Linked DNA regions of Mus musculus: all the other regions are linked to region 2. Evidence: chromatin loops called from intact Hi-C (ENCODE). Cell type or tissue: gastrocnemius. All regions are shown on one strand. Region 1 overlaps Macrod1 (mono-ADP ribosylhydrolase 1). Region 2 overlaps Macrod1 (mono-ADP ribosylhydrolase 1). Region 3 overlaps Macrod1 (mono-ADP ribosylhydrolase 1).

Region 1 (8,000 bases), 98 kb before region 2:
GCCTTGGGTTCCATCCCCAGCACCACACAAACAGCCATGGTGACACACCTACAATCCCGGTGGTCAGGGGCAGCAGGAGTTCAAGGCCAGCCCTAGTTTGATCTTAAAACAAAACTAAGGACCGTGGTCTAACTGTAACTCCGTGTAGGCCGCTGGCCTAGCACTCAGAAGGCCTTGGATCTCCTTCTCTGATACAAGAAAAACAATAAAGAAAATGTAATCTCTAAAGTGGTGTTTAAATATTATTTATTTTATGTATATGAGAACACTGTAGCTGGAGACACAGCAGAAGAGAACGCCGGAACTGTTTATAGATGGTTGCGAGCCACCATGTGGTTGCTGGGAATTGAACTCAGGACCCCTAGAAGAGCAGTCAGTGCTCTTAACCGCTGAGCCATCTCTCCAGCCCTCTGAAGTGGTATTTAGAGGTATCAGTCTCTGGGCTGCAATTAGGGTTAGAGGAGGTCATGGGACCTTTATGAGGGGATTAGTGCTCCCCACACCCTTTTTCTGAAGTTCAGGATGCACATGGTTGCCCAGTGCCCTATCGCTGAGCTACAGCCCAGCCCCACCATTAGTGGCCTTCTAAGAGGAGAGAAACAGCCAGGTGTGGTGAGGGAGGTGAATGGGGGGTGGGAGGGGTTCAAGGTCATCCCTGTCTACATAGCCAGTTTGAGGCCAGCATGGGCTACATGAGGCTCTGTCTCAAAAACAAAACAACACATACAAACAAAAAAGAGAAGGAAAAAAAAAAAACCAAACATATATTGGCTAGCTTGCCCTGTCTTACCACATGACACAATAGAATCACCATAAGCAATAAAACCTACACCAGATGTGTCATGACCAGGACCTTTCCCTAAACAACCCTTTTTCTTTATACACTACCCAGGCCATGGTACTCTCTTATAGCCCCGACAAGAAAGGAGAAAGACAAGGAGTCGGGGAGAGACTCGGTAGACAGGATGGCCAGGCTTTGGCCTATGGGTAAGTCATTTGGGTAGGGGGGGGGGCTTGTCTCAGGGGACAATGGGACTCAAATCAGACAGGCCAACTCAGTGGGTAGATCCTCAGCCAGCAGCTGTCCCTGGCTTGACCCTTCTTCAAAGCACCCTTGTCCCAGTCGCCATTTTCAGGAGTTGCGGGCCTTAGCATACTGGACTTAGCCCCATCTCTGGTTGCTCCTGGATCTCCCTCTCCAGGGCCTTATCCTGCTCTCTGAGACTGCCCTGAGACTCAGTCACCAGTAGCCCTCTACATTGCTGTCTGTGAGAAGCTTCAGCCCTCAGTATTCTGCCAACAGGAACTCTCAGGGGAGAATGGCTGAAGGGAGTGAGCACCGTAGAGGAGAGACCTGGACCAGAAGCATTGCTGGAAGGTGAGGGCTGGTGAGCCAGCGAGGAGTTCCTGAAGCAGTGTGCACAGCTATCTCACAGCCCACAGCTCACAAACCTGTGTAAATGTCCCCGAATGCCCTGGGCACCTCTGGGGTTCAGGGAGGCCAGGTAGCCAGTGGCCATGAGTCTCTGGAACCCCCAGAGAGGAGGTCCCTACTGGTGCTGGTTGAAGTGTGCAGTCGGGGAGCCTATCTTTCCTCATCTCAGAAAGAGCCTAAGACTGGCCCAGCCTTGCCTGACAACAATGTTGCCAAATCCAGTTATCTCAGCAACTTGTAGGATAGAAGACATCTTAGGATCTTTCCAGACTGTCACATTAGCCATAGGAAGTCTGTGGTGGCCTCATTAGCATAAGAAAGTGGAGGATGGGACAGTGCTGAGGGTCACTGGCCACCACAAATATAGGTGTCAAACTGAAGCTACATCCCCCTAAGAGGGTAAGTAGTGGCTGAGAGGCTGGGGAGAGGAGGCTGCGGGCAGGGCCAGGCTGACCTTGCTGCCCAGTGGGAGGGCCCACTCTGAGCTGCAGGACATTGTTCTGGTTGCTGCCTCCCTCCCAGTGGAGGAGCTGGGGCTTGGCAAACTCAAGGTTGAAGCCACAAAGTGTTCCTGGGTGACTAGCGCTGCCCTCAAAGCTGATTGCCTCCCAGGACCCAGCCCCCAGGACTAACTCTATCCTTCACCATTATCCTGTGTTCTCCTGTAGCCTGTAGCATACAGGGGTTCATCATGTATTTGTGGACTGAACAAACTATATTCACTGCTCTCAAGCTGGCTGTCTCACTGTCCTAGAGTTACAGTCTTTGGTTGATGCCCCACTTCTCTCAGAGTTCCTACATAGTCCATAGGTCCAAGATCCTGCACACCAGCCCGGCTGCCATTATCAGCCTCTTCCACCGCTTCCACACAGTCTTCCTGACTCTGATCCCCAACTCCAGCCAAGAGTTCTTGCTCGGTGGCACCTAGACATTCCCACTATGACATTCATCTCTGCAAAGGGCTCCTGCTGCACCTTCTCCTGCCCCCACACCCCAGGAGAACAGCCACTGTCCCCAGGATGCTCTCTGGTGTCTCAGATGGCTTGGCCCTAGTCTCTGGGGTCGAGTGGAGAATCCTGTTTCAGCTCTTGTCCAGGGGTGACTATGTGCCTTTCTGGAACCCCAGCTTTGCATCCACTGCAGCTTGGTTCACAGTAGTCTCCCTGGTGTCCCAGATGGTACCCAGCACGGTGGACCTCCCCCAGTGTCCCCTGAATCGTGCGCAGGAGCTCCTGCTAAGCCAGTTACAGTTCATCAGCTGGAAGGAACATCACATCACCACTAAAGCCACGATTGTGAAGGGGATATTTTGATATCTAAGTGCGATGTGTCAAGTCAAGCCCATGCATACTACCCACCTCAGTATGAGGCCAGATGCTTGCTTGGCACCAGCCTGGTGCCTGGCATGGGGTGGTAGGGAGGTAAGGGGGGGGGCTTGTTTTAGGAAAGGAGGAAGACACAGAATTTCTGAGGCACATGCTAAGAGACACGATGGAGGAACAGTGGAGATGGAGCCCTGGGGCCTCCGAGTCCATCTGGGGGTCTAGGCAGGCAGGACAGAAATCACAGTTCTGTGAAAATTATAGCCAGCTCTGTCCTGAACCGGCCTGGAAGGGAGCAGGGGAAGGGAAGCTGTTGACGCCACAGGGCGGTGGCATTGTGGGTGATTTTTCCCCCCTTTCCTTTATTGTTGATATAATGCTGTTTGGGCGATAAGTAAAAATTGGGAGGGAAAAAATAGCTGTTCAGTGAATTGAGCACAAACCCAGGGAGGGAAGGAAGGAAGGGAGCTGGGAGGTGAGGAGGAGGTGGGAGGGGCAAAGACTGCGGGGGGAGGGGCAGGGAAGGCAGCCTCAGAGGGGCAGCTTGCCCTCCCTCAGGGGTGACAGTGGGCATCCTGAGCGAAGGTGGCCTGGGAAGAAGTGCAGACTGGTCTGGACTTCTGGAAGGTCCTAGAGTTGGGATGCTGGGGTGGGAGCCGTTGGAGTGGGTCTGCCTGCAGGGAGGGTCTTAGATAGATTATGGAGGTCTAGGGATGGGCCTGGGAACTGTGGGGGAACTCACAGGTGGTCTAAGCAGTATTAGGGACTCACCCAGAGTAGACAGCACCCAAGGGGAAAACTAAGTCTGTAAGGGACCACCCAGCTCTGTCACAAGGTAACAAGGTCTGCACCCGGGGTTTGTGAGGCTGGGCAGAGAGATGTTAGTGTTCCCAAGGCTAAGTCTGGGTACTTTCCCTGCTAAATAACTGTCTAGTCCATCCATCCCCGCGTCCCCAGGGCGCATAGCACAACTTTCCCATTCCATAAACAACGTCTATCAGTCTTGCCTCCATCCACATACCCATTTGTGGGTCTCCTTAACCCTCCAGTAGTCCAGGGGCTAATGCTTCCATTTTATACTTAGGACACATAGGTTTAGGGAGGTTAGCTAAATTGTTCAAAGGGGAGGGGAAGGGGGGGCTGGCATCTGACCCAACCTGCCCTCCTACACATCTGGGTGGGGTCCTACTCAGAGAAAAGCAGAGTTCAGAGAGGTCCTGTGCAGGAGGGGCTGCAAGTGAGGGGGGTGGTGTTGCCTGAGCCGAGAAAGGGGCACCTGGCAAGGAGGGTTACCTGGGCACGCAGAGTAGGTGGGTTCTGTTTGTGAATGAATGTTCGCGTGGACGGATGAATGAATGAATGGATGGACAGATGAATGAGTGGGTGCTGAGAGGATCGATGTAGGGGGAGGAGACGCCCGAGCCAGAAACCCCTTCTCTTGCCATCCTCCTTCTAGCCCTGGAGACTGGTGTTGGGAGCCTCCCTCCCCCTAGTCCCTAGGGGGGGACCAGCTCCCCAACTCGTCCTCCCCCACCCCCATCCCAGACATTTTGGCCGAGGCTAGGAGGAGGGGAACGCACGGACGCCGTTTCTCCCGGGCTGGGCCAGAGTCCCCGCGCGGCGGCGCAGCCTCCCGCTCCGGGTCCCGCCGGCCAGTGCGCAGCGCGGCGCCCCCGCCCCCGCCGCCTCCTCCCCGCCCGCCGCCTCCCTCTCCGCTCCCGCCCTCCCCGCTCCGCGCTGCACGCACAGCCCCGCCGCCGCCGCCGCCGCGAGGGGAGAGGCGGCCGCACAGCCTGCTTCCCCGCGCCCTGAACGCCGCCGCCGCCACCGCCGCTGCCCTCGCCCCGCTGAGCGCACCAGCCCGGGCACACGCACCCCGCCGCCGGGCGCCACCCCGCGCACTCCTCCCGCCGCTCCGCTGGGCAGATGCGCCGCCGCGCGCCCCGCGCCCCGGGCCCGCCACAGAGCTCCGTCGCGCGCCGGGGGCTCCTCTCCCCGGCCCCCCTGGGTGCCCTCCGGCTGGGGCTCCCGCCCGCTCCTTGGAATAACCCCTGAGGCTCCAGCCGCCGCCGCAAAGTTTCCCGAGGAGACCCGCCTCCCCGGCCGCTACGCAGGTAAGGCAAGCTGCGCGGGCCGGGGGTCGGGACGGGGCGCTGGGGCGTGCGGGGCGGGGGCCGTGCTGCACGCATCGGGCCGGATCGCGCCGCCGGAGTCGGTCCGGTGTGGTGGGGGACGTACAGCTTTTGGGATTCGGGGTGTAGGGGGATTGAAAGTCAAGAGCTCAAAGCGGGCGATGCTGGCCGGGCCGCCGGGAGGCGCGGGGTTCGCGGCCCGCGGCCCCTTTCCCTGGAGCGGAGGCTGGAAAGGGCGGGGGCTCGCTTGCAGCCCCAAGCCAAGCATTGGCTGCGCCCGGGGGGGGGTGGCAGCCGGGCCCGCGGGGGGCGCCGGGCAGAGCAGGTCGGTCCCAGCTCCTGCCCCGCACTCGGGAAAAGGAGGGTGAGGGGCGAGCCCGGCGAGGGCAGCGGGCCGGCCCGGCGCCGCGCTCCCGTCCCCACTAGCCGCGTGAGTCACGGTTAGAGCGAGGTTTTATTTTTAAAACGACTTCAAGGGGGGCATAGGCAGCCTCCAACTTCCCTCCCTGCGCGCGCTGTGGACTGGCAGCCTGGTGCCGGCGGGGGCTGAGACTGTGCACCTGGCGGCTGCAAAGGTGGAACGGAGGGACTAGCGAGCTGGGGGCACAGCACAGAATCCCCCACCCCCCAGCTCCCTAGACAAGGAGGCAATAGACCGCGAGCACGCCCCTCCTCGTGGGGATCCGAGGCCCAGGGGCGGAAAGCTGGGGAGCGTTGTTGCCCAGCTGCAGGGAGCCGTGGTTGATCAGAGCTCTCTGAGGAGGACAAAGTTGTGAAGCAGCGACATCAGGGAGCTGCTCCAGGCTTCCTGGGGCCCCCGGGAGGGCTTCCAGGCTCTCCCGGGCATATGGTTAAGAGAGAACACAGCTCAGCTGGGGTGTGCCAGGCCCTGGAGGCCCAAGTGAGAGGTCTGATGTGAATAAATAAAGCCAAGGCAAGGGAACAGAGGTGAGGGGTGACAAGGTCCAGCCTTGCTTCACCTCCGTTCTTGCATCCTTTGGGGGATGGAGACCAGCCCCACCCTTTTTCAACCCTAGGTAGCTTAGGAGTTGGGGGGGGGAGGCTGTCTGGGTGGGAGAGTGGGTGTAGGCAAAGGAGGACCTAAGACCTCTGACTCTCTTGGCAGAGGGATGTGGGTTGGGGCTCCCCTCCCTGCAAGCACGGGGGAAGGCGGCTGCACACAGGGGCTCCAGGCTCAGGTTTCTGGAGTTGAAAGCCAACTGCGTGTCTTCCTGCCAGCCCCAGGAGGAGAGGCACAAACATCACCTGTCAGCTGGTGCCTGCCGTGGGCGATTGCTCAGGGCTTCCTCCGAAGGTTTAAAATGGAAATGGCCCAGGCTGCCAGGGCCAGTGCCTGGGAAGAGATGCTGCCTGGGGGTGGGGGGGTGGTTGGATATGAGGGTCCCTGGGAGGTCTGAGGGTAGGGAGAGCTGAGGTCGACTGGGCTACAGGCCAGGTGGGAAGTGGGAAGTGAGACAGTCTTGCTTTTTGAGTGTATGGAGGGGGGATGTCGGGGGGGGGGGGGAGTGGAGAAACTAGGTATACACATCCCACCTTGGTTCTCAGAAAGATTATAGGCAAAACCTCCCCTGAAGAGTGGAAGCCAGACAGGCCAGGCTCAGAAGCCCACAGGCAGAGATGATGGCCAGCCTGACTTGGCTTAGTCCATGCAGCTAGTCTGATGGGGGTCCATCCATCAGACTCTACCTTGCTAGTCCTCCCTCTGTGTGCCTCAGTGTTTCTGTCCTGTTATAGCTGGCCTGCTATAACTACTCCCTGGACCTTAGTTGGAGAACAGGGACTGCTGTGTAAATGCATGTGCACTTGCTACAGGTCTTTAATGGCTCTGCTCTTTGGCTCAGGGGTCTGTAAGGGCAGAGGCTCTCTGTAGAGATAGTGGCAGGTTAAGGGGTCAGATTCCTCCATGCAACTAGCGGCATGTGGGCCTTTAGCAACTGTGTCTCTCTCAGAGTCCTGTGGAAACCCCTGGGAGATCCACTCAGGCTGTTTAAGAGGAGGTCGTAGAGGCCGGAGGGCCATCTCTGTATCATTTCACCTGCTGGCAGGCTGCACAGGCAAGGTTTTAGGGTTTTAGCCTGGAGACTCAGCTCTGTAAGTCTCCACTGAAACCTAGTGGCCTAGCCTCTGCTACCTGCCCCAGGTCTGTAGCCTCCCTTCTGGGAACCCGCCTGCCTGTCAAGGATCTTAAACCCATGACTTATGGGGAGGGGTGAGTTTCAAGCCTGAAAATGAGAGAGCAGGGCAGGACAGTCTGCCAAAAGACTGGGAAAAAGGTGTTGGTGTAGAGTTGGCTGGAGAGGGACCGGAGGCCCCGGTGGACCAGACTCCTCAGGTGTCTCAGAGATAGAGAGGCAGACCTTGAGATGGCTGCTGCTGTGGCTGCTGTAAAAAAAAAAGCAGATGCTTGGCAGGGCGTGGTGGTGCATGCCTTTGATCGCAAAACTCGGGAGGTAGAGACTCATGAATCAATGAGATGGAGGCCAGCCTGGTCTACAAAGAGAATTTTGGGACATCCAGGGCTACATGGAGAAGCCCCCCCCCCCCAAAAAAAAAGAAAGAAAGAAAGAAAGAAAGAAAGAAAAGAAAAGAAAAAAGAAAAAGGTAGCCACTCTGCTTTGGTGCAGGGGGCCCTGACACCTCCATCAGGCCTGCAAAGTGGCCTCGTCGTGGAGGCGGAGCTTGGGGGGGGGGTTGGTAGGGGACTGCGCCAGGAGGTATTCTACCGAGCTGGCTCATCTTAGGATCTGGAAATGACATTAAACATCTTGTCAGCCCGGTGGTGGTGGTGGTGGCGGCGCTCGCCTTTAATCCCAGCACTTGGGAGGCAGAGGCAGGCGGATTTTGTAGCCTGGTCTACAAAGTGAGTTCCAAGACAGCCAGGGCTATACAGAGAAACCCTGTCTGGGGGGGGGGGGATCTTGTCATCCAGTGGGTCATATTTTGGGGACCTAGGTGGTTCCTGGGAAGGACTCCTTTGCCTGGCCAGCTGGCCTTCAGCAAGCCTGACCTTTGTGGGCCTGGGCTCCCTCACCTGGGAAGTGGGGCAGCCACCATGAGGTGAACCCTGGAAGTCTCCAGCAGAGTCCATGC
Region 2 (8,000 bases):
TTACAAGTGCTGTGCATGTAGGCACACTGAGTCTTGTGTTTCTTTCCTCGCCGCCAGAGGCTCACACACGGCCAGGAGACCCAAGAGAGACCCATGAATGTTAACCACTGTCCATATCTATGAACCCAAGAGACTCCTCTGAGGCCTAGAGAGGCAGGGTGGGGCTTGTGCTGGACCGGAGAGGGATCCCAGAGCCGGCGCTCAACAGCACTGGGTCACTTTTATTCACCAAAAGTCAACTAGAGCTCAGAACAGTGGGAGCTCCTCCCCCACTCCCTGTGTAGACAGCAGACAGGTGGGTCCTGACTCACAGTAGGATGTTAGCAGAAGATGTGGAGGCCGTAGGAACTTAACAGGGTTCCTCTGAGCCCTGCCCATCAGTGAGGCTCACCTCACTGGACTAAGCCCTAGAGGGAGCCTCAATAATTCAGGAGGGATCCATCATTTATGAATTTATATAACATGGCTCGACCTTGTGGAAATGAGCCACACTCTTCTGGAGGCATCAGGCCTTTCGTGCTTCTTTACTCGGGAGGGTGGCTGCTGGACCTCAGGCCTGCTGACTCACCTCCCCGCTCCATGTCGTTCCCACGCCAGGCTATCCCCAGCGAGGGTCACGCTGGCTGCATCCCTCTAAACCCCAGTGTCAAAGACAAGGGGTTTTGATTTGTTTGTCTGTTTTTGAAACAGGGTTTCACTATATAGTCCAGGCTGGCCTCGAACTCATGGACAGCAGCCTGCCTCTGCCTCCGCCTCCACCTCCAGAAGGAAGGGATGAAAGGCATGTGCCACCATGCTTGGCTTAAGGACTCTTACCTGGTTCTATGATCTCATGAGAGACCTAGTCTCTTGCTCAGGAAGCCTCAGCCAGTCAAGGCAACCCAGGGTTGCCAGTCAAGGCAACCCAGGGTGGGCAGTCCTTGAAGAACTGGGGGCTGGAACTCTAAACCCAGGACAACTAACCGGACGGCAGGAAGCTACCTCCAGTCCGTGTGAGGCCAGTAAATCCAAACGGTAGTTCCCCAGAGCAAACCCCTGCTCACTCTCCACTCAGCCCTCTGCTTCCAGCAGTCAGCAAAGACAGGGAATTAGAGCTTGTCACATCTGAGTGCTGGGCGAGAGGGCCATATACACAGACCTGGAGATGCACTACGACTTGTAAAAGGAATGGAACTCTGGAGGGGTGGGGGAGAGGACAGGCCTGGAGAAGAGGAAGGGGAAATTTGAGAGGGGTGGAGGAGGGGGAAAATGGGGAAGGAGGGGAGAAGAGAAGTGAGATGAGGAGAGGAGGAAAAAAGAGGAGGAGGAAGAAGGGGAAGGAGCTGGAGGACAGGGAGGAAGATGAGGAGAAAGGGGAGAGAGGGAGGAAGATAAAGGAAGAGAGAAGTTGAGCAGCCCAGGGCCAGGCCCTGCAGATTTAAGCTAAGTGGGCCGTGCAGAGGCTGCCACAGTGGTCTCCCTGGCTTTGCTCCGGCCAGCACTGTCCCAGTCCCGCCCCGGTCCTGCCCCGGCCCTGGCCCCTACCCATGCGGATGCCGAGCTTTTTTTTTTTTTTTTTTTTTTTTTTTTTTTTTTTTTTTTTGCTGTCGGCGGCCGGCAAGCCTCAGCAAACACATTTAAATCTGAAGTGACAGATAAAGCGATTTACGGCGACAGTTTAGCGTCAGATCACTTCCCACCAGGCAGTCGCTGTCCCTGCGGCCCCCTGCTTGCTAGTCCATCAAGGCGGTCTCTAAATCACCCGCTCCAGTCCAGCCGAGGCAGGGCTGGGGGACAGCCAGAGCAGGGCGGGGCACTCTGTGGCCGCTCAGACGCTCAGAGTCGGGGCCTGCTCTTTACACACCGGGATCCAGTACCCTTCAGGGCATCAAGAAGGGATGAAACAAGGGCTTGGGGTGGGGGCGAGGAGGGTGGGGGATAAGAGGCGGGTAGGCTCTCACAAATCAAAGCCGCAGGACTTAAGCTGAGTGCCACTCAAGCCTTATTTTAAATAAATAAGCAGCTTAAAAGTCTCCCTGCGAGGCCAGCTTGTCGCTGTGAGACATGGCTTCCCACCCATTCTTTAAGGCCAGGCCCCAGATCCCAGGCCCCTCAAAGGCCTCTGTGACCCTCTCGCCTCCCTGCCACCTCCTTGCAGAATTAATTGGTCCCTGCGGCTTCACGCATACTTTATTCAACCCTCCCTCCCGGCGCCGCCATGTCACATTATATTCTACTTAGCTGCTCTTGCTCTGACTTCCCCAGGACTAATTTACTGGGGCCCTCTGTGTGTCAGGGCTAAGCATGTGTCATCTTCACTCCCACACAGGCTGGGGCCCAGGATGATGGCAGTTTCCAGATGAGGACCTGAGGGATGGGAGGTGCTGGCTGGAGCCCCCAGATTCCACTCCAAAGGCCTCAGTGCCCTGACACACATGTGTAGACTCAGACTGCTCTGAAGAGAAGAAGGGCTGTGTCTCTGCACAAAGTGTGACATTCATGCATGCTCTGCCCTAAGATGACTCTGAGGCCAAAGCCAGGCCACTGGACCCCGGGACTGGCCAAGAATGAGGGTCTTTGTGTTCCCAACTGAGACTTGGCCATCTCGGGCACAGGGGCCCACAAACACCAGACATGATGTTAAGGATACATCCATCCCCTGAGGCAGAGCGAAGACTCAAGCCCTGTAAAGGTCACAACACCTCCCACCCCAAGTGGAGAAGCCCAGACACACACAGTCCCAGGGGTCAAAGGAAAAGCTAGAGACACAGACACTGCCCCAGCCTTTCCGATGCCTGGAGGACAGAATGGCCACAAGGGGCTCCCCAGCTTATCTTGCCAGCCAGCGTGGCAGTCGATTTCATTAAGATGGATGTGGCATACCCTTGTGGGCAGGAGCCATGGCCAGCACAGATGGCAAGAGCTTGGGGCTCTCTCTCGGGCACTGCCCTGATGGCCTTGGCCGTTAGCCCATGAGGCAGCCGTGGGGAAAGTTTAGTAAGTTTGGCTTGCCCCTGTGACCTTAAGCCCTGCCACTCACTAGCCAGGCATCCCTCCTTCTCTCTGCCCCAAGCATCCTACCTCTGCCACACGGCATGCATCCACATCACAGACACACATGCCTGCCATCACACTCCACCACCTCACACGCACCAGTCACATCACACATGCCATTAAAACAGAACTGAAATCAGTCCTGGGCTTCACAATGCTAGATGGCCAGTAGAAAGACAAGGGTGAATGTGAGGAGTAGCAGGGGAGGGCACTGGACCTCCCCTCTACACACACTCCCTGACTCCTATACCAAGGGACAGAGATGCCTACAACTCAGCCAGAGATCCTTCCCTTTAGCTTCCCACTTCTCAGCATAGGAATAAGATCCAAGTCTCCCCGTCCCCTCACAGGCCCCCTCGGAGGCCCAGGGGGACACAGACAGACAGACAGACACACACACACACACACACACACACACAGTGGAAGCCCTGGTGGAACTTCAAGCCCCAACCACTCCCAGCCCACCCTGTGCACCACAGGCTATCATATGCCCACAGGCCAATGCTACCCTTGGCTTCAAAAATAAAAATTTAAAAATTCCCACCCCGAGATAATTGCTCTCTCCTCTCGCCTATTGTGGTGGCTCTGCGGTCGGCAATGAGAAGCAATTATTCACGGCTAATGATTATAATCAAGTCAAATAGAATTTAATGGACACGCATTCTCTTCCTGCTTGAAACTTTACATATGAATTAAGCACATATGGGTTTCACGAGGCTCGGACGCAGATTTATGCAGCCCTGAAAAGCCCCACATTGCCTGCGACTTTTATTTCACTAATAAAGGCTGATTTATGGGCTCCTCGGAAACGCGATCTCTGCTGCCTCCTGGTGGGCGACTCTGACAGGGTGAAGCCAGGGCCCAAAAGATCGCAGGGGGTTGGGGAGAGAACCCAGGCCACTGAGGACTCCTCTGACTAAGACCAATACCCGCATCAAACACTAGGGACGCAGGCTCTGCGTGGAAAAACCAATGTCCAACATCTGCTTCAGCTACTGCTTGCCATTCACTTGCCTAACACCAAGAGGTGTTAGGTCCACTAAGGCAAGCGAGAGGAGGGATGGCTGGCCATCTACAGGAAGCAGCGAGTCCTTGGCACTCGGCATGATGCTAATGGTGTCACAGTGCAGGTGTCGAACCCTTGGCTCCCGTGCAGGCGGTAAGTGAGTGTCATTCCCACCTCGTGTCCCCAACAATCCGACAGATCACTCTCCCTCATCCCCATCGTGCAGAGACAGAAGCCTGGCAAGTGCACCTCCCCGGATGCCACGTCCTGGGGGAAGCATGGCCGAGAAGGCCGCCAGCCCAGGGCAGCCAGCTCAGCTAGTGCTGGAGTGCGCCTCAGTAACAGAGCTGACAGGCAGATCCATGGACCCACCCTGTACCAGTCTCCAGAGCCCTCTCCTGCCCCTCTGATACTTTGGTCCCTGCACCCACACTTGTTCACCAGCCAGGCTGCCCGCTTTTCCATTGTCCATTTTACAGCTCCACGGGGGAAGAACCAACTGGGTGCCTCGCACACCTTCGGCAGTGACCAGCAGAGTCAGGTGCCAGGGCAAGGCAGAGCCAAGAGACTTCCTGAGGACCTCTGGGGTGGGTAGCAACATTCTCCCCGAGGAGCTGGTGCAGCCTGTGCAAACCAGATAAGGCTGCCTTCAGTCAGATAGATTTGTCGAACTCCCCGCCACCTACCAACCCTGTCAGGTTCTCCAGGGAGACACACAGATGCAACAGCAGAAATGCAAAGGTAACCCAAGCTCTCTCTGGCACTGAATGCCAGCTGTCACTTGTGTGCCTGAGACAGGCGGGGGGGGGGGGGGGGAGTACAGTGAGCATCCTCTACAAACACCAGCCTAGAACCCTACCAGAAAATGCCACCCAGATCACAATCAGAAAGGACCAGGGAGCAGCCACCTCTGCTGGATGCCTGGTTACTTAAGGAGGCCAAGGAGGCGTGGACAGCATCAGCTGCATCCAGTTCTAGAGTCCTGGAAGAACCTCCTCCCTTGTCAAGACTCAAGGATGGCAGAGCAAGCCAGGCGGCAGAAGGTCTACAAGTACCTGCGGTGCCCTGGGCTGCACAGGGGAGGGGCTGGTATCATCATACCTTTTTCCTGTGAGTTGGAGCTCTGTGCTAGGAGTTCTGCCCTGATATTCACAGAATCATAGAAAACGATACCTCTACTGCCTACTGTAGTTCCTGGAGGTTGTATGAGGGAGGAAGGGAGGGAGGGAAGCCACCCGACCTTGTTCCAGGAAGTTCCAACACACGTACACGATTTACTATCCCCAGACACCAGTTCCTGATGACTCCAGAGCCCTTCCCAGAGCCTCTTGACCTCAGCCAGACACACACGGCCTTCTCCCCTCCCCCACAGAAGCAGCTGCCTCCTCTCTACTCATCACAATAAACCGCCAAGCCAGCAAGAAGAGACCACGTGCAGGAAGCGGAGCAGCTCGCGGCCCAGGCACTGGAGAGCTGCCAGGGGGCTGAGGGAACCTCTCCGTCCTCTCCCTTCCCTTGTGAGCTCCCTCACCTGGCCAGGTGTGGAGTGAGGCAGGACTGGTGGGGGTGGGAAGGCAGCCACAGTCCCCACCCCTGCCCTAGGTCGAGGAGAGTTGGCTCTGGCCTCTTCTCAGGCAGGGAAGTGTGGCTTCATTCCAGACAGCTTTCCCCCATCCCCGCTGCTAATGGGCCTCAGGGCTGCAAGGCAGCTTGGCAGAGGGAGGTGCCCCCAGAAGGCAGGTCAGGGCTTCAAAAGAAGAGGAGCCCAAGTGGCAGCCACGCTGGGCTCCGGTGGCGCCAGGAGGCCATCCACACTAGCAATTGGGAGCCTCTCTGGAGCCAGGTGGCGCCCACCCATTTTTGGCACACCAACCAGGCCTAAGGTGTCCCCCCAGGCCTCTGACTCAGGCCAGTCACTCACCAGCGTTGACAATGGCATCCACCTCCAGCTTGGTGATGTCCCCACGGTACAGGGAGATTTTCTCATTCAGTTGCTTGTCCTTCTTATACTTGGGGTCCTCCACCTTCACAGCCAGCCCTAGAACAGGTAGGGTCAGGGGGTCACACAGAAGGCCTTCACTGAAGAGTCACTGAAGAGCCAGACATCTTCCTGCCTCTGCCTCACAAGTGCTGGGACTCCCAAAATGCCCTCCATGCTTGGTTTCACACACTCCATTTTATAGGTATCACACAGAGTCTGAGGTGGGATAAGAGCCTGACTGAGGTCATGGGGCATCAGATCTGTGCTCTCAGGGCTCGGAAGTTCCCCAGCATGCCCCTCTAAGCAAGTGCGCCACAGCATCAAACCCCAGTCCCCAGTAACTGAGTTACCCAAGGTGGATGGCTTATGTGGCCTCGCTTGAGCTGGCTTCCTAATGCTGTCATGGGACTGCAAACCAAGGCCTCAGGCAGTGTTAGTAATTAAATGAGGAGACACGTGCAGAGGGCCTGGATGCAAGGAGCACTCAGTTGGTGCTCCTGGATGCTTCTGGAAGATCCTCCCAAGTCATTCTGCGAGGGGGGAGGGGCTTCCGTGCCCAGGGAATAGGGTATAATACCTTTTGCTGTCTCCTTCCACGTGGGGATCTTCTTCAGCTTAATGAAATCCTTGCAGAAGTAATGTTCCTCTCTCTGCTTGTCACTCAGGCCCTTCAGAAAGGCTGCAGGGGCAGGACAGGCACAGAGCAGTCAGACTCTTCCTCCGGAGGACTTGCTGCCGAGACCAAGGGTATAACCCGGTCCTACCAGCCATGCTTCCTGAATGGGGGGTGGGGGTGGGGTGCCAGGGCATGGCAGACTCCACAACATTTTGACCTCCTGTCTTTGTTCAAGAAGAGAAACTGAGGCCCAGGGAGACTGAGGGACTGACTCAGCCATTAAGAACCCAGTTGAGAATTCAACCTGGCCAATTCCTGGTACCTAAACATCTCTCTAGATCCCTCATTTACTTGTAGGGGGATAAGATGCCCCTTGGAGAACAATTGCAAACTGTAAACACACTAAACCAGGTGGGTTGGTGATGCTCTGTCCCTTCTCAGCCACAGTGTCACTAGCTGTGAGACAAGGATCCTCAAAGTCCGACTCTGGCAGGCCTGGTGTTTGGTGTCAGCGTCCTGCCTGCACTGGCCAGGGGCTCTATGCAGCTCGTAGACAAATATTCCCATTTTTATAGATGAGGCAGCAGGGACTTGGGAGGCAGCCTGAGGTCACTCAGATGGTGAGAAAGGACCCAGGCCCCCACATGCTCAGAGACTCTGAGTGTTCCAAGTTGGTCCCTCTGCCCTGTCAGACCTTCCCTCGCCACCATGATAGAGCATCTCAGCAACCGCTTAGTCCAGGCTCATGGCTCACAGGCTCCCCCTGCTGGCACGAGGCCATCCATACACTTAGGCTCAGCCCAATTATGGTCCCTCAAACACAGACTAACAGAATGGAGTGGCTGACCTCACCATCACTAGAGAGGGGACAACACACAGCAAAAGTCACATGAATGAACCCAAATGGCATCAGAACACAGGTAGGAGTTAAGTCTGGGAATGTAGACCAGCTGGTAGGATGCTTACACAAAGGCCTAGGTTCCTGCAGGTGAGACTCAGCTCAAACCTAAAAAGCATGACCTGACCCAAGCTGACCCTTATAATACACACACCCCATTTCCAAACCCTACCTCCTAACTACACCCGCATCCACTGACCTGGCGATTTACCTCAAACACCCTGGTGACTCCCTGCTTCAGGTCTTTGCATCTGCTCTGCCTGGAATGACAGTTTTCTTTCAAGTCCCCTTCTCATCACCCTTTCCATTTCCTTTTTTTTAAAGACTTACTTATTTATTTATTTTATGTATATGAGTACACTGCAGCTGTACAGATGGTTGTGAGCCTTCATGTGGTTATTGGGAATTGAATTTAAGACCTCTGCGCGCTCCAGTCAACCCTGCTCGCTCAGTCCCTGCTCACTGT
Region 3 (8,000 bases), 130 kb before region 2:
ACCTGGATCTTATATGACTCTGGAGTCAAAACTGATAGGAAGGTGTCCTTGAATCTGAGGGACAGGAGCTGGTAGTGAATATTGGGGCAGCATAGTGGCAGATGAAATGTCAGGGCCATATTTTCAGTGTAAAAGGACTCTCTTTACTGACAGTTGTCTGAGGATAGTCATCTGAGGAAGGAGCAGGCACAAGGGGTGACCAGGGCCAGGGTTGTCCAGATGGGTAAGACCTGCTTAAGCAGTACTAGGAGTCTGTGTCATGGGACTGCTTCATCTCGAGGAAGCAGGAAGGGCTGAAGGAGGTGGTCCCTGTTGTGGGCAGCATGGTTAGAAGGTGAAAGTGTATTGGAGAGCCAGTTTAGCCCCAGACTGTAGGGAGAGCTTCTCTGTGGCTAGAGCCCTACTGGGCAGGGCAGCTGGTAGTATGGCCTGTCCTGTTCCCGTTTGTCTTGCTTGCATTAAAGACCTTAAAAAGCTGTATTAGTCAAGGACAGATTTAGTCACCTGTTTTTAAACAAAGCTCTAGCCAGTGGTACCCACATGGCTTAGCGGCTGGCGACCGTACAACCATTGACACATAAGTGCATAGCTTCCAAGAGTGCCAGTGGGTTACTTGGTGTCCCCATTCAGAAGCCAGGAGGTGGGAGCTCAGTTGCCACCTGCTGTTCTAGCCATTTCTTGGGCTGGTGAATGTTAAGCTGAGCTGCATCTCTGCAGGACCTCCACAAAAAGTACTCATACATACGGAAGACCCGGCCTGATGGCAACTGCTTCTACCGAGCGTTTGGCTTCTCCCACCTGGAGGCACTGCTAGATGACAGCAAGGAACTGCAGCGGTGAGGACGACAGGCACTGGGGCTCTGGACCTCTCATGAGGAAGTCAGGGCCTTAGGCTACCCATCATTTGGGTTGCTTGGGGACTTCTTTTTGAGCTTGGTGGGTGTCCTTGTCTAGGCAGGACTGGGCTGGCTAGGGCCTTGCTCTGCTAGCCGAGGAGCCCATATTGGCTTCCCATTCCTTCCCACCTGCAGGTTCAAAGCCGTGTCTGCCAAGAGTAAAGAGGACCTGGTATCCCAGGGCTTCACTGAATTCACAATTGAAGACTTCCACAACACGGTGAGTGAGCCCACCAGTTTCAGGCTGGGTTAATGTATGGTAAGGGTGGCCTGTTGCCATCTTCCTCATCTTACCTTTTGTCCCTGGGTGGGGCAGTTCATGGACCTTATCGAGCAGGTGGAGAAGCAGACCTCAGTAGCTGACCTGCTGGCCTCCTTCAATGACCAGAGCACCTCAGACTACCTTGTGGTCTACCTGCGACTGCTCACCTCAGGCTACCTACAGCGGGAGAGCAAGTTCTTCGAGCACTTCATCGAGGGTGGCCGGACTGTTAAGGAGTTCTGCCAGCAGGTGCCACCTCCTCTCTCACTCTGCTTTGGGGCCCTCCTTTTCTCTTTTGTGTCAGGGTGGGGCATGCCAGGGTGAGCTGTGGGACCTGGGGGAGGGATCCTGGGACAGGCCTGACCTGCCCCTGTGCCACAGGAGGTGGAACCCATGTGCAAGGAGAGCGACCACATCCACATCATAGCCCTGGCCCAGGCCCTCAGTGTGTCCATCCAAGTGGAGTACATGGACCGCGGCGAGGGCGGCACCACCAACCCACACGTCTTCCCCGAGGGCTCCGAGCCCAAGGTCTACCTTCTCTACCGACCTGGACACTACGATATCCTCTACAAATAGGACCGGCTGGCCTGTTGTGCCCCGCCTGCCTCCCCTGCCAGGCGCTAGACATGTACAGAGGGTTTTCTTTCTTTCTCTTCTTTTTCTTTTTTTTTTTTTTTTTTTTTTGTGTGTGGTTGTAAATGGTCATATTTCACTCCTCCCTTCTCCTGTCATAGAACCTTCCATGTTTTATTAAAGGGGATGCTGGTGGTGAGCCCGAGTGTGCGCTTCCCTGCTCTGCCGCCCTTCCCTACCTGCCCGCTGGCTGCCTTGTGTCTGGCTGTCCCTTTCCCGAGGATGGGTCCCCAGCTTTCCAACCATCTACCCCAAGCATTCCTGCCAAGAGAAGTTGGAAGGGACCAGGCCTCTGTGGGCCCCTTCTGGTTCCTTGGAGTTCTGCTCCCATAGGCCTGCCCTTTCTTCCTTAGCCTCCCAAGGGTTTCTGTGGGAACTTGACCAGAGGTCTCAAGCCACCCATACAAAGCACTTACAGACTTGCTGTTCTGGCCAGGGCCCCAGATACAACTCTCTGCCAACCTTCAAGGGCCTGCATGATTGAGGAGTACTGGGGTGAGAGATTCATGGGAGGAGGCTGGCCTAGAGTGGGTGGAGCAGCTAGGCATCCTCTGGGCCCTGGAGGAGCTGACCTGGTGTGAGAGAGACACTCTAGTAGAGCTTGCCTGTCCCCTGTTCCCCAGAGCCCCTGCCTGTGCCTGCTCTGCACCCCCTTTGCTTGGGCCATATCTGCATTACCTGCCTTCTCCTCCCCACCCCCAGCACATGTGGGGTCTCAGCCCAGGCTGTGAGCTCCTTGGGGGCAGGCCCTCAATAAATGTGAAGTGCTGCTGCCGCTGCCTCTGCTGTCTGGCCCATGCATCTACCCTCCTGGCTCACCCAGGGCTGTTGTAGCCTCTTGAAGCAAGATGTCCAAGACACCACCCCTACCAGGGGCTACCTTGGGGGGTGGGGGGAGGAGAACCCAGCCAGACCCAGACAGTGAGGGCTGAGCCAGACAGCTTTATTAGGAGGCTTCTGAAAGGCAGGGCTGAAGGAAAGGACAGAACCCTGTGATGGCCAGGCTGGAACAAGCTGTAGGCTTCTGAGACCTCTCAAAGCTGGGAACGAATTCCTACAGGCCCGGGTGGGTCTGAGGGCAGAGCAGATAGGTTAAAGGGAATTGAGGACTTCTGAAAGCCCCAGGGTCCCCCCCCTGCCTTCACCACCCCACTGCATGGAGGTAAGCGATAGCAGATTGAGCGGGTGTTAGAGGTCCAGGTTAGTAGTGTAGCGCGGCCACACAGTACTGGGCCAGGCCCTGCTTACCAGTCCTGTTCAGGGTGGGATGTGGGAACCTCAGGCTGGAAGGCAGAGGACAGTGAGAGATGCCCCGGGGCATTGGGGGAGGGGTAGGCTGGCCTGGGGTGGCCAGGAGAAAAGGGCACATACCTACTGGGAAATAATGGGGAAGGCGCTCCCGGTAAATGCCCTCGTCCTTCTCCAGGAACACACAGATGATGAGCCGATCCACCTGTGCCAGGGAGACTTGCTCAGCTTGGGCTAGGCCTCCACTGGCCTCTCAGTGCTGGTACTGTGTGCTCCCCCAAATGCACCTGCCCTTGCGGGGTCTCTACCATGGGTACCACAGGAGATTGGAGAATTCACTGTGCCATTTATAGAAGGGGTTCAGACTGCACACTCACCCCTTCCCATCTCTGTCTCACAACAAATACGCCTGGCCTAGGGAGTGGGCTGGGGGAGGGCAGGTACTGACCCGCCACAGCTCAGCGCTAGGCACCCAGGCTTCAGCCTCACTGCCAACCTCTGTCAGGTCTCACCTTGTCCTTGTGCTGCTCCAGCCATTCCCGCAGCGAAGCCAGCACTACTTCTGCAGCCTCCTCATTGGGGTAGCCTGAGGGCAGGGTCTGGTGAGTCCACATCTGGCCCCGCCCCACCCCACCCACCTCCTCGATGAAAGGCGGGGGAGGAGCCACTGCCCACACCAGGCCTGGCTTTTCCAGACTCACCAAACACGCCTGTGGAGATGCACGGGAAAGCCTAGGGAAGAGAGGGCAAGATGACATGGGGACTTGGTTACTTGGTGCCTTCCCTGATGACCCTGACCCTGACCCTGCCGCCAGTTGACTCTTACCACTGAGCGCAGCCGGTGCTCCAGCAGCAGGTCCAGGCTGCTCAAGTAGCAGCTGCGGAGCTCGGCCGCCTGGCTGGCAGTGGGTTGGCCCACGGCGATGGGCCCCACCGTGTGGATGACATCTAGGATAGGGTGACAGTTTCAATCATTCTCTCATGCTGTCTCGCTAGAAGGACCTCACCCTTGCAGCACACACTGTGACCGCCCACCCACGTCACTGCTAGGTAGTGAAAGACCTTGACATTGCCCTCTCACTCTCCTCTCTGCTGTAACTCCAGCCATTTGCCAACTGCTATCTTGAGTGTCAGAGGGGCCAGGCCCTTACACTTAACGTTAAGACACCCCCTTGTGACTGTGGGCAGTTCCCCTCGAACACTCACACTTGGCTGGCAGCCGATAGCCGCAAGTGATCTTGGCTTTGCCGGTCTCGCAGTTCTGTAGGGTGCGGCATTCGTCCGTGAGCAGGGATCCCGCGGCCCGATGAATGCAGCCGTCCACTGCAGGGGACCGGGAGAAATGAGCTGTCGGGTTCCCTGCATCCCTGAAGAATCAGGCATGCATGACAACCCAATCCCAAGAGACTCCAAGGCTATGCACTGGCCCACTTGGCATCACAAAGTTCTCTCCAAGGCTGCTCTTGTCGCCCCTTGTTTCACATTTAGGGAAACTGAGGCTGCAAGGAGTTGCAGTGAACCCTGGAGCGAAGAGACACGGGGCGACCGGCAGGGGGCGCGCCTGGCCCACCCACTTGCTTCTCTGTCCGGTCCGAGCCGTCCGGAGGTCACTCAGATCTAAGAATCTGGTGGGATCCCAAAGCCCACCTTTTGATTAGGCCGCTTCAAAATCCAAGCCTCAATTAATCCCGTCTGAGGAGCCGAGGCCACCTAGTTCCAAATGACAGGTCCAATCCTGCGCCTGAGCCTAGGGTTTCCAACTCCTTCCCATGGGACCAGGCCTCTCAGGTGTCTATCAAACCCTGCTGGGGCAACTAGCAGACTCGTCAGCATTAGCCATCCTGCTTAACTAAGGTCAGGCTTGTTTATCCAAGGGAGGCTCTTGGGATTCTCTGTGACCCTGGGGATCCAGACCCAGATAAACAACTCCTAACGCTGCTATATTCCAGAGCCAGCAGAAGCCCAGAGGCAACTCTGCTGCTCACCCAAGAACCATGTAGCTTTGCCCAAACAGGTTGAGGCAAGTACTGGTTTGCCCCTGTCTGCTCTACCAGGATCTCAACTGCAAAATGTGGACAGTGCCCCCTGAGATGGCAGGGCTGATGGAGCCCAGGCCTATCCTTGAGAAAGTCTACTGCCTGGCATCTGGATGCACTGGCATAAAGCAAGCAAAACAAACAAATAAACAAACAAAAAATTCTGACTCCATTTTACAGACTCCTAACCCTTTCTTTCCTGCATCCTGCCCAGGATGGGGCGCCACCAACTGGACACCCCTCTCTTCTGTTTCCTGTTTCCAATTACACCTAATTTTCAACTTTCCTCAGAGCTGGCACTGGGGTGGTTTCCCAGAGTTGGAGAACCCTGGGAATGGCTCAGGGCAGGGTATTTCAGGCCCCCTGCTCTCCTCGGCAGGATTCTGCAGAGTGGGTGCTGAGTCCTGAGCCTGGGTGAAGCCTGGAGTTCCCAGGACTCGCAGTGTATCTGTTCTGGGTGGGATGTCCCAGAGGACCCAGCACTGGACAGAACAGCAGTGGCAGGGAAGGTGAGCAGCCTGAGTGACCCAGGGCTCATCACTACTTCTCTGGGTCTAACAGAGGCCCACCTCATAGGATGTTAGAAAAAATAAATGTTGCAGGGTAGGGTAGTGCCAGGGACAGAACCCAGGGCACACATCCCACCGATGAGCTATATACCTCAGTGCTAAGTAAATTGACCTTTTTTCTTTTTTCTCATATTTGTTGTGTTTTGGTTTTTATTTGAGCCATATGATCTTGTGTAGCTTGGGCTAGCCTCAATTTAAACTTAAACCCCTAACCTTCCGGCCTCCACTCTGAGCTAGGGGAGTTCACCACTATACCAGGCTCTGGTTCTTTTTATTCTATCTTCTTTCTTCCTTTTCTTTCTTTCTTCCTCTTTCTTTCTTTCTTTCTTTCTTTCTTTCTTTCTTTCTTTCTTTCTTTCTTTCTTTCTTTCTTTTTTTTTTGTTTTTTGTTTTTTTTGTTTTGTTTTGTTTTGTTTTGTTTTTGTTTTTTCAAGACAGGGTTTCTCTGTATCCCTGGCTGTCCTGGAACTCACTTTGTAGACCAGACTGGCCTTGAACTCAGAAATCCGCCTGCCTCTGCCTCCCGAGTGCTGGGATTAAGTGCTGGGCGTGCACTACCATGCCCGGCTTCTTATTTATTTTATTTCTTAGATTTGTCCATGTTACCTTATGTGTGTGACTGTGTTGCCTACGTGCATGTATGTTCACTGTGTCTAGGATCCTCCTGAAACTGGGATTACAGAGAGTTGGGAGCCACCATGTGGTGTCTAGGAATTGTGTCTGGGTTCTCTTCAAGAGCAACAAGTGTCCTTGGCCCCTGAAGTCAGACTCTAATTCTTGTTAGCTGAGCAGTATTGGGCTTGATCAGGTACAAAGTGATTTAGCCCCTATCATAACAGACAGTGTATGGCATGGCGAGTCTGTGGTGAGGTGAGGGAGTCGTGTAAGGTGAGCACTGGGATTTGAGGAGGTGACATTCCTGGAACCTACCGGCCCTGGCTATCAGTCTCAGCCCCTTGGCACTCCACTACCTGCTATTCCAGTGTGAAGTGTCCTGCAGGAGACCTTGGCTGGCTACAGGGTCGTGTGGAAATACAGACCCTGCTCAAAGGAACAAGTCTGCAGTTAGTCCTTTGAGGCTAGCCTGGGGAAGTGAGGGCACAGAGGACTGGCACAGGAGTCCTCTACCAACTTTTAGAATAGGACTTGGACCTCCTGACTGTGACCAAAACCAAAGATGAGGCCCTGGCCAACACATTTGTGTTACCCTTCCCCAAACAGGTCTCAGATGCCTGGCCCCACTTCCTCACCCAACCCTCCCACCCTCCTCTGGATGTCCACTGTCAAGACCTGTCTCCCTACCACCCGTGATGTCCATCCCATAGTAGCTGGCTTCTCACCAGGGAAGAATGCAGTGACTTTAATCCCAACAGTTGGGAGGCAGAGGTCAGTTAGACTAAATGGTAAAGTCCTTTCTCACCAAACACCAAGGCCTGCAGCTCAGTCTAAGCCTGGTCAACACCCTCCTGTCTACTTGGTCCGATATGAGCATCCTTCCATTGTGGTGGAGCTGGTCAGCCTCCATCCCTTCCCGTTGGACCTCCTTGCAGTAAACACCTTGGGGTGCTGAGCCAGACCCATAGATTGTCTTGTTGGAGCCTCACACCCCACTCAGGAGGTGCTGCCAACCCCTTCTTTATAGAAGATGCTGAGGCATGGCTAGTAAAACTTGGCATAGATCACACACTAAACATCGAAGGCTCAGAGACTCTACTGGGACCATGATGTGGCTGCTTTTGCCACCCCCACCCCCAGTGTGCCAGTGCTTATCTGCCTCTGGCAACTGATTCTGTCATATTTTGTCTCCCTGCCCTCCCTCTTTACCCCTGCAGCCTGGTATCTATTCTCTCTCTGAACCAATACATCCCCCAGAAGAGTATCTGGCCTGGGGCCCCTCATCTCTCTGGTCTGTGCGGCTCATCCATAGGGCTGTATACTACTGCCACCCACCAAGCTGCTCTCAGACACTAGCTGTCTCCTCCCTGGCCACTCTGGGCTCTTCTGTCCCAGGCCTCTCCTCTACTGCTGCCCTCCCTAATCCCTACATCTCACTGAACCCCAGCCCCTTGCCTTCCTGTCTAGTCAGTCCCCCAAAGCCTGGGAGATGCTAAGGGACAACCTACTGGTAACTGTGGGCAGACCTGACAGTCAGTTTGGGACTCAGAAGACTCCTCCCTCCCTGTCCCAGCACAGCTCTCCCAGCAAGCAGGGGGAATGGGGCTGGTAGGAGCTATCTCATGGCAGGGGGAAAGGGCTGGACCCTGACCCTCTGCAGACCAGCCAAGGCAAACTCCGGTGGGGACTACTCCAGTAAGGCACTGAGGACTGTTGGCTTCTATTTAGGGTGCTGTAA

Evidence for each region. Hi-C counts contacts between places; a loop is a spot of excess contacts. Peaks named below come from ENCODE experiments on the same cell type or tissue, not always from the same donor. Only the 100,000 strongest peaks of a DNase experiment are listed, where the experiment ranks them.
Region 1: it touches region 2 in a loop (3-fold over the local background); 14 of 42 quality-filtered maps call a loop at or near these places.
Region 3: it touches region 2 in a loop (6-fold over the local background); 41 of 42 quality-filtered maps call a loop at or near these places.

Annotation. Positions count from the first base shown.
Region 1 is chr19:7,162,563-7,170,562 of GRCm38, reverse strand. The region is part of intron 3 of Macrod1 (mono-ADP ribosylhydrolase 1); the gene reads right to left. It also overlaps a transcript of Flrt1 not described here. Among named protein-coding and RNA genes, the nearest start is that of Otub1, 40 kb to the left of the region's middle. In gastrocnemius, a CTCF peak has its summit at 4,354; DNase peaks (open chromatin) are centred at 4,491, 4,809, 5,274 and 6,177; H3K4me3 peaks cover 2,134 bases; H3K27ac peaks cover 2,256 bases.
Region 2 is chr19:7,064,164-7,072,163 of GRCm38, reverse strand. Macrod1 (mono-ADP ribosylhydrolase 1) reads right to left here. Exons shown (of 11, transcript NM_134147.4): 2 at 6,598-6,699; 3 at 5,961-6,077. Among named protein-coding and RNA genes, the nearest start is that of Macrod1, 11 kb to the right of the region's middle. In gastrocnemius, CTCF peaks have their summits at 3,884 (motif pointing left) and 7,399 (motif pointing left); DNase peaks (open chromatin) are centred at 3,862, 4,184, 5,555, 7,397 and 3 more places; H3K4me3 peaks cover 832 bases; H3K27ac peaks cover 1,186 bases.
Region 3 is chr19:7,192,779-7,200,778 of GRCm38, reverse strand. It overlaps Macrod1 (mono-ADP ribosylhydrolase 1), which reads right to left. Exons shown (of 11, transcript NM_134147.4): 5 at 4,249-4,365; 6 at 3,869-3,990; 7 at 3,744-3,774; 8 at 3,555-3,628; 9 at 3,166-3,247; 10 at 3,043-3,077; 11 at 2,717-2,866. The coding sequence ends at 3,073. Otub1 (OTU domain, ubiquitin aldehyde binding 1) reads left to right here. Exons shown (of 7, transcript NM_134150.2): 4 at 718-836; 5 at 1,032-1,116; 6 at 1,213-1,407; 7 at 1,540-2,573. The coding sequence ends at 1,737. Among named protein-coding and RNA genes, the nearest start is that of Otub1, 9.5 kb to the left of the region's middle. In gastrocnemius, no CTCF peak of the experiment used is centred here; DNase peaks (open chromatin) are centred at 3,075, 4,340 and 4,596; H3K4me3 peaks cover 195 bases; H3K27ac peaks cover 1,423 bases.